3 separate regions of the Mus musculus genome follow, and all the other regions are linked to region 2. A link is a loop called in an ENCODE intact Hi-C map of the cell type or tissue named here. Cell type or tissue: heart. All regions are shown on one strand.

Region 1 (2,500 bases), 130 kb after region 2:
TTGCTGATAAGGAAGACCGCTCTCAGAGGCATATCTGCATTTCTGACTGATACTCCACCTTGTCATCAGGATAGAGCATAAAGGACCTACTGGAACATCCCCTGGGCACCTCCATCAGTCATGTGAGTCCCAGGCATGCCTTTGACAGACCAAAGAGCAGCCATTCAGAATTGAGCTGTCTGCTGAAAACGGATTGAAAGAGTTTGCATGCTGATGAGAAAGAGATGCATGTCTCATGGCTGTCAGTTTGGAATCCCATAGAAAGATTGATTTTTCTTGTGTTTATTAAGAAGACCAACATGAAATTTTATCCCAGCAGACGTCAATGTTAGCTATATTTGTAATGAATATCTGTGGGGAAGAGACACTGCATTGATCTGTCTCCACATCTTTCATGGCTATCAGTACAAGAGTACAAACTCATCTCCATAACTTTAAAATAATTTTCCTACTTAGCAATATAAGAGATAACTATTTAAAAGTAATACATGTGTGAATGTACACACACATTAAATAGATGCACTCATTGTATGTATATATGTGTCTATGTATATATGTGTCATTGTATGTATGTATGTATGTGTCTATGTATATATGTGTCATTGTGTGTATATATGTGTCATTGTATGTATGTATGTGTCTATGTATATATGTGTCATTGTATGTATGTATGTGTCTATGTATATATGTGTCATTGTATGTATGTATGTATGTATGTGTCTATGTATATATGTGTCATTGTATGTATGTATGTGTCTATGTATGTATTTTGGTTCTGTATAGATTTTTAAATGTTTTTCCTGCTAAAGAAGTTTATAGGCTCTTGTTTCAGAACTCATTTTATGTATTCCTACAATTACATTGTCAAGGTTTAATAAATTTAACACTACTTTAATTATTAGCTACTTGAAAGACATTTATTCATTTATTATGCTAAAATGGATATGTGTGTGTGGTTTATGAATGAGCGTGTTCAAGTGTGTGTACACATGTGGGTGTATATGAGCATGTGCCAAAGGTTGATTCACATGTCTTCTTTATTTTCCCTCCACCTTATTTTTTGAGGCAGTGACTCTCTCTGATCCAGAAGTTCACCCATTAACTAGACTAGTTGGCCAGTGAATCCCAGGGATCATTCTGTATAGTCAGAATGGGACTTTGCCTATTTCCACAACGTTTTGGCTTTGATGGCCAGAACAAAGGAGTCTAAGGGGTAAGACATTGCATTGCTTTTCTTTCAGGTGGTCAGTTTGGGAGTTTGACTTCTGAATATGCAGCCAGAGCAAATTCTCTGAGCTGTCTCTGCAACCTGAGGTTAGAAGAATCTGCCACAACCGGGGAAGGGGAATTGTGTAAATGGTAATAGTGACATTATAAAGCCAAGCACTAACTTCCTCTGCTCTCAAGTACAGTGGTAACTCGGTGGAATTAGTCATTTCTTACATCAAGCAATGCTCTTAACTCATGGATGTTTCCCTGAGCCAGATTTTATGGTCTATGTCAGAAATCTCTCTAAATCCTTATAAGTTGTGTTTGTTTCTATGCAATACATTCTTTAATGCTCTTGGGGCTTATCCATAAAACTCTCTGAGATGGCTGAGTTTCTTCTTCCACCTCTGAATTTGAAGAACACAGCTCACATTCCATGCTGAGCTAAATCCAAAGCACTTGGTGCAGACTATAGAATGTGTGTGAATATGAGTTCTCCTGGCAGGCAGCAACAAACTATGACCACCAGCTCTACCTTCTCTAAGGTGGCTTTTTTTTAATCTTTAAAATATGTTTTATTAGATATTTTCTTCATTTACATTTCAAATACTATCCTCTTTCCTAGTTTCCTCTCTGAAAGTCCCCTATACCCTCCCCCTGCTCCCCAACCAACCCACTCCCACTTCCTGCCCTGGCATACCTCTACTGATGCTTCCAGCCCAACTCTAATCTTTAGCATTCTGGTCCTTTATGGGAGCTTCTTTTTGTAGCCACGAAGCTCTTTCGCTCTGGCCTTTGATGGAGAGAACAGCTGTCCTCAGAAGGCAACCCTGGTCATTCACTCTTTCCTCATCGCTGACTCCTCTGTTACCTGTTTCATTTGCTTGCTAGAGAGTATTTCTACCATTCATCCCTGCTAGCTGGATCTCCCACCCATTCTTTCCAAAAGAAATTACTTGTCTTTCCTTCTTCCTTTCCTTCCTTCCTTCCTTCTTTCTTGCTTTCTTGCTTTTTTCTTTCTCTCTCTATTTATTTTTGTTTTTAGGCAGATTCTCATGAGCCTCAACTGACTTCAAACTTGTATAGCCAAGGATAGCCTTGAGCCCCTGATCCTCTTGCTACCAACTCCCAAGGCCTGGAGTTACAGGTGCTTGCTACTATGCCACCTTTATGCTATGGAATCCATATGCTTAGAATCAATAAGCATAGCTTATGCATCTTAAGCAAACATTCTGCCAACTGAACCTCAGTTCAGCCCTAACAGCAACTCTTGAAGAAATCCCCGTGCACT
Region 2 (2,500 bases):
GCTGAAATAAAGAGTTCTAAACCTAGTAACTTATCTTTTGACACCCTTTACTAGTAATTTATTTTTTTAACAGTGCTCAACAAACATAGACCTAATGGTACGCATATATTTAATTTTCTGGTTTTCTAGTTCATGCTCTAGGCCTCTTATAAAAAGTATTAAAACCCAGTGCAAAATATTCCACTAAGAGCTCTTAACCTCACACAGAAATGAGAAAAAAAAATGGTTTACTAATCACTCCATTAAAAAAAAAATCAGAGTAAAGGCTATTTCCCTTCAAAGTCATGCAAAGAGAAGTGCTTAATACTGGATCCTATTTCAATCCCAAAGACCAATGCCTCAAATATACTATGTTCAAGAACAGTAAATCCATATATCTTTAAGTACCCAAAATTCAAAATAAATTATATAACTTACTCTGTTTTCCTTCTTTGTTTGTCCTCAAAGATGTCATTGAGATTGATTGCCACCTGCCCTAAAAACTTATCCAGTCCCACCAGGGACCTGTGCATCACTATAAGAAAAAGAATGTATTTCTCCGGACTACCCTGCATGAGCAACCCAGGCAGCTCAAAGGAGGCCTCCTCCTTCCAGACCGGCTCCAGGGTTTTCTCTGCTACAGATGTAGAATACTTCTCTTTGCCCAACTGAATTATGGTGTATGTGTCATTGGTACCACTTTTGCCTTTTGGCTTCAGATCTTTAGCTTGGAGCACTGTGACCTGCACGTGGGTTGGAAACCACTTTTGGGCTTGCTCAGACAGCATCATTCTGGGTTTTTTGTTTTGTTTTGTTTTTCGGTTTTGTTTTTTGTTGTTGTTGTTTTGTTTTCTCTGCGCAGAGTTCAGAAGCGCAGGCAGAGCCCCTCCCGCGGGGAGAGCCCCGTACCCTGATCACTGCATCCTTAAGAGCACTTCAGTGAGCTGGGCAGTCAGGGCTGCCGCGAGGTCCCTAAGGGCTGCTGTCAGGAGGACCGGTAGGGAGGCCGCCGCCGCTGCTGGGGTCCCTTTCTTCCGTAGAAGCACAGGGGCCCACATCACCTCCGCGCCTTCCGGGCCTCCGCGCGCAGCCCCGCGCCCCGCTTCGCCGCTATCCTGAAACCTGCGCCCCTAGGGCCCGGCCTCCGCCCCGCGCGGCCCGGCTCCTCCTCCGACCCGGCTGATACGAACCGTCGACGGCCGTGGGGCCTGGCTCCCTCCGCCCGCCCGCGCGGCCTCGCCTCGGCTCCTCCCCCCCAAGAGTGGCGCAGGCCTGGGCGAGCGGGGCGGAAGCGGCCGACCTGGACCGGTGTCGGAGGGACGCGGAGCGCGGGTGGCAAACCGAGGCCGGGCGGTGTCACCGGGTGAGGCCTGGCCAGCAACCCGCGGCTCCTAGCGCCCGGCGCGCGGCGGCCGCGCCACTTCCGGGTTGGCCGTCTCCATGTTGAGTGGGGCTGCGCGAGGGGCGGGGCCGGGCGGGGTTGGGGGTCAGCGCCTCCCTGGTTGCCTTGACGACGGGGCGCGCGGTGCGGGACGCGGAGGCTGGGATGCGCGCGCTGGACGGTGGGTGCTGAGGTTCCAACCTGTCGGTTGCAGCGGGCTGGGGAACTGTGAGCCCGCAGAGGCCGACAAGGGGTTCTGGGAGGCGGCACTGGGCCCTATACACCGCCCGCTATTGGGAGAGAACCGGTTTCCATCTTGGAAGGCAGAAATCTGTTCCAGCTGTGTGTTCAGTCCTAGCTGGGCGCTGGTGTCCTTTAATGGTGGTAGTTCTTCTTGAGTGACAGTTCAGACTTCGTCCAACCGTTCTCCATCGTCTTGAAGAGGAAACCTTCAACTGACTAAAGGGACCTCCTCCTGAGCACAGACCAAAAGCAAAGGATGCAGATAGATTCCAAAGCTTAATAAAGATTCTCTTGCTTAATAAAGATTCCCTTGCTTAATAAAGATCATAGACGCTTTGGGATGGCGTCAGAAGACCAGGCCCCCATGCCTGCCACCATAATTCTACGGAACTATTTAGTCTTTTTTCCCCCTTTCTAAGTTGTGTGTATGGCGTCCAAGTCAAAAGCATTCCCTGAGCGCTCACTGTCAAGTCCTCCAGGAATCCAAACCCCAACTTCATGGCCAGAGAGGACAGGAGTACTGTCTCTGCTTTTCAGTCTCAGGAGATGCATACTACCTCTGTTGACTTTATTTCTGTCCATGTCTGCCTAGGAAAATTCTGAAGCTCTTTGGACTGCACTTCCTGGCAGCACATCCAACCTGCGGCCAACAATAGCTATGAATGAGGCCAAACCCAACCTTAAATGCTATGAGAGTATTTAACTGCATTGTGCTTTTCTTCAGGGAGAACTTTGCAGACAGACAACAGCTCTCCAAGCAATGTCAAAAGATTAGACATCCCTGAAGGACTTTAGAGAACTAAGCATTAAACAGACATGCTAACCAATCTGTTGACTGACTAAATGCTTTTCTCCCTTTATGGGACTAATTTTGAGAATAAATATGATAGATAGGAA
Region 3 (2,500 bases), 490 kb before region 2:
TCTGTTTTCCCTGCCTTGTTTAGCCATAATCTCTTATTTGAAGGCAGCTGATGGAGAAAGAAACGATGACATCCCTCCCCCTTTGATTATTTCTTTGCTTTCAATGATGAATCACCAGAGCTGTGTGTGCTGAGGATTGACGAGATTCAATGATGGCATTAAAGCCCTATGCCCCTGGTGTGTCTCCCAGAGTAGTGTGGCATTCTGGACTGAAACGTTGGCTTCCAGAAATCCAGAAACTCACAGGCAATGCATCTTTCCTGCAAGTCACTCGGCGCAGCAGAAGCCATGATCCGGGAGAGATGCTCTCTCCAGAGTTCGTACCACCCCCTAAGTCTGTCCTTTGAGCAGTAAGGCTGACAGTAATGCTCAAGCCCTCTTCATACCATCCAGGCTTCCATCAATTCTATGCGGATTCTACTGCTTCACCTCAAGAGAAGAGCTCGGTTGCTCCGTGAAAGATGAAGTCCGTGAGTGTCTGGTGGCAGGACATGTCACCATAGCCCCAACGCTGCCCCTTAGTCTTGTGGATTTGCATTTAGTGAGATACTCTTCACCTGCACAATAATCAAGGACCCACCCCCGTTCTTCCCCGTCGCAAGGGGGCATACATCTAGGAGAGCTGAACCTGGCAACCCAAGTTCTTCCCGACCCCATTCAGTCAGGGTCACTACAAGTCCATTCCTTTAAGTCACAGTGATTAAGCAACGATATCCGGGTACTTAGTCATGGAGCTGTGTTCGCCTTGCGCAGTAACTAGCTATCTCCCTTGCCTAGATAGTCCCCGTCACCACGTCCTTGTTAGAGTGTATCCTATCCATTCCTCCTTGCTCCCTTTAGAAGAAAGCCTGGCTCCCAGAGAAGGGGAAATTCCAGTGAGGGTGAATTGAGTTGAAGCCGATGGGGACAGGTGGGAAGCAAGGTCAAGTCCCATGAACCTCCTCAGAGGTTCTCCTCTGGTTCAGACTGAGATTGGTGGCAGTGGTCTGCAACCCCTTGCACTCTCAGGGAGCTCAGAGGGCATCGCGCCTTCTCGAATCCCTCGCCACTAGGCGCCGCTGCACACACGCGGATCGCGGCCCTGGGCATCCCTGCCTACTCCGCGAGAGAACTCTGGGGACAACGCCAGAAAGGGATTTACCGTGATAATTTTAAAAAATGTTTTTAAGGTCTTAATTCTCTTTTTTCGTTTTCCCACAGCCGCTGTAGCTTTCAGAGGCCGGGGAGACTGGGATCACAATTACAGAGTTGGAGAAACTTCGCAGCCAGAGCTAGAGTGGGCCTTCTCAGGACATCTGACACAAGCCTGAGGGCCACTGGTGGTATACAGTGAGGTTCACTACTCTGGGACACTACAGGGTCCAAACACCAGCCTAGCAATGACGAAAATGTACAGAACACTAAAAATGAGCTAAGCTCACCCAACCTCAACAACTTCTAACACATTTATTCAGACATTTGTGATACACATCTAGTTGTCCCAGGAAGTTCTATCCGTTAGAGTTGCTTGATGCTATCCACCCACCCAAGATAGCTCTGGGGCCTAGCAACCCCACAAGCAGAGTTGAGGGCACTGCTTCTCTGTAAACAGAGGCTTTGCAGGATACTCAAAGCCCATGGTTATCACAGATCCTCAGAGATCACTACCCTTTGATACCTGTAGAGATTCAAGAATCCAGCACCTCCTACGGGAAGCACAGAGGAACACGGCAGGCAGGGGTGAGGTTACTGTGGATGCCTTTTTACAGCATTATTGTTCGGTCTGTGATGCCCTGGCTGGAGGCACATAATAACAGCAACATCCACGAGAGGAGCTGGCTTTTATTAAGGTTCCATATGTGCTAGACACTGTCTGAACAGTTTGCTTTGCCAATCTCTTGCAACAATCCCAAATGCTATTTATTGTATTATTGTTTATTCCCATTTGGAGGAAGAGGAAAAAGAATCAAAGAGGATAGCTTAGCTTGCCCAAGGTCACACAGTAAAGCTACCAATGTACTGGGGGTGGGGTAGTTTTATTAGGTATAACTACAAATAGTAAAATTCACACTTCGTACTGTACAGCTTTGAAAACGGGGTCTGTAATTACCTTTACTCCACTAAATAACTGTTTGATCATACGGCCATACAGAAACTCAATGGCCACTGCTCCTGTCTGCTTTCTAGACTGTACGGGCTGCATTTTTACATATGACAAAATGAGGTCAGGAGAGACTGAGGTGTTGACGCTGGTCTTTCAGTAAGAGACAAATGCATTATTAGAACATTCACATGTGTCTTCTAGTCCTCTGCAAAAACCATGGTGCCCAATCCCCCAGTGACTTGGAGTGCACACTGGGCAAAGAGAATCAGCCCAGCTGTGTGTACAGGTACTTAACCAAACAGTGGCTTCTTGGGTCCTTAAGGAACCTAGGACTAGAATTCTGCTAGGCCATCTATGAGCTCTGGGTCTCAAGCTGGACTTGAATGCCCGGAGCCCTGGTGCGCCTCTGCTGGTCAG

The links. A loop is a pair of places that touch in the nucleus more often than their neighbours do. Peaks named below come from ENCODE experiments on the same cell type or tissue, not always from the same donor. Only the 100,000 strongest peaks of a DNase experiment are listed, where the experiment ranks them.
Region 1: it touches region 2 in a loop (5-fold over the local background); 4 of 42 quality-filtered maps call a loop at or near these places.
Region 3: it touches region 2 in a loop (2.3-fold over the local background); 8 of 42 quality-filtered maps call a loop at or near these places.

The regions. Positions count from the first base shown.
Region 1 is chr19:60,069,569-60,072,068 of GRCm38, forward strand. It overlaps the pseudogene Csf1r-ps. Among named protein-coding and RNA genes, the nearest start is that of Gm41880, 20 kb to the left of the region's middle. In heart, no CTCF peak of the experiment used is centred here; no DNase peak of the experiment used is centred here.
Region 2 is chr19:59,942,231-59,944,730 of GRCm38, forward strand. It overlaps Rab11fip2 (RAB11 family interacting protein 2 (class I)), which reads right to left and starts at 1,134. Exons shown (of 6, transcript NM_001033172.3): 1 at 418-1,134. The coding sequence starts at 770. In heart, a CTCF peak has its summit at 1,090; a DNase peak (open chromatin) is centred at 1,251; H3K4me3 peaks cover 1,840 bases; H3K27ac peaks cover 1,341 bases.
Region 3 is chr19:59,453,337-59,455,836 of GRCm38, forward strand. It overlaps Emx2os. Among named protein-coding and RNA genes, the nearest start is that of Emx2, 4.1 kb to the right of the region's middle. In heart, CTCF peaks have their summits at 1,047 and 2,485; a DNase peak (open chromatin) is centred at 1,065; H3K27me3 peaks cover 2,500 bases.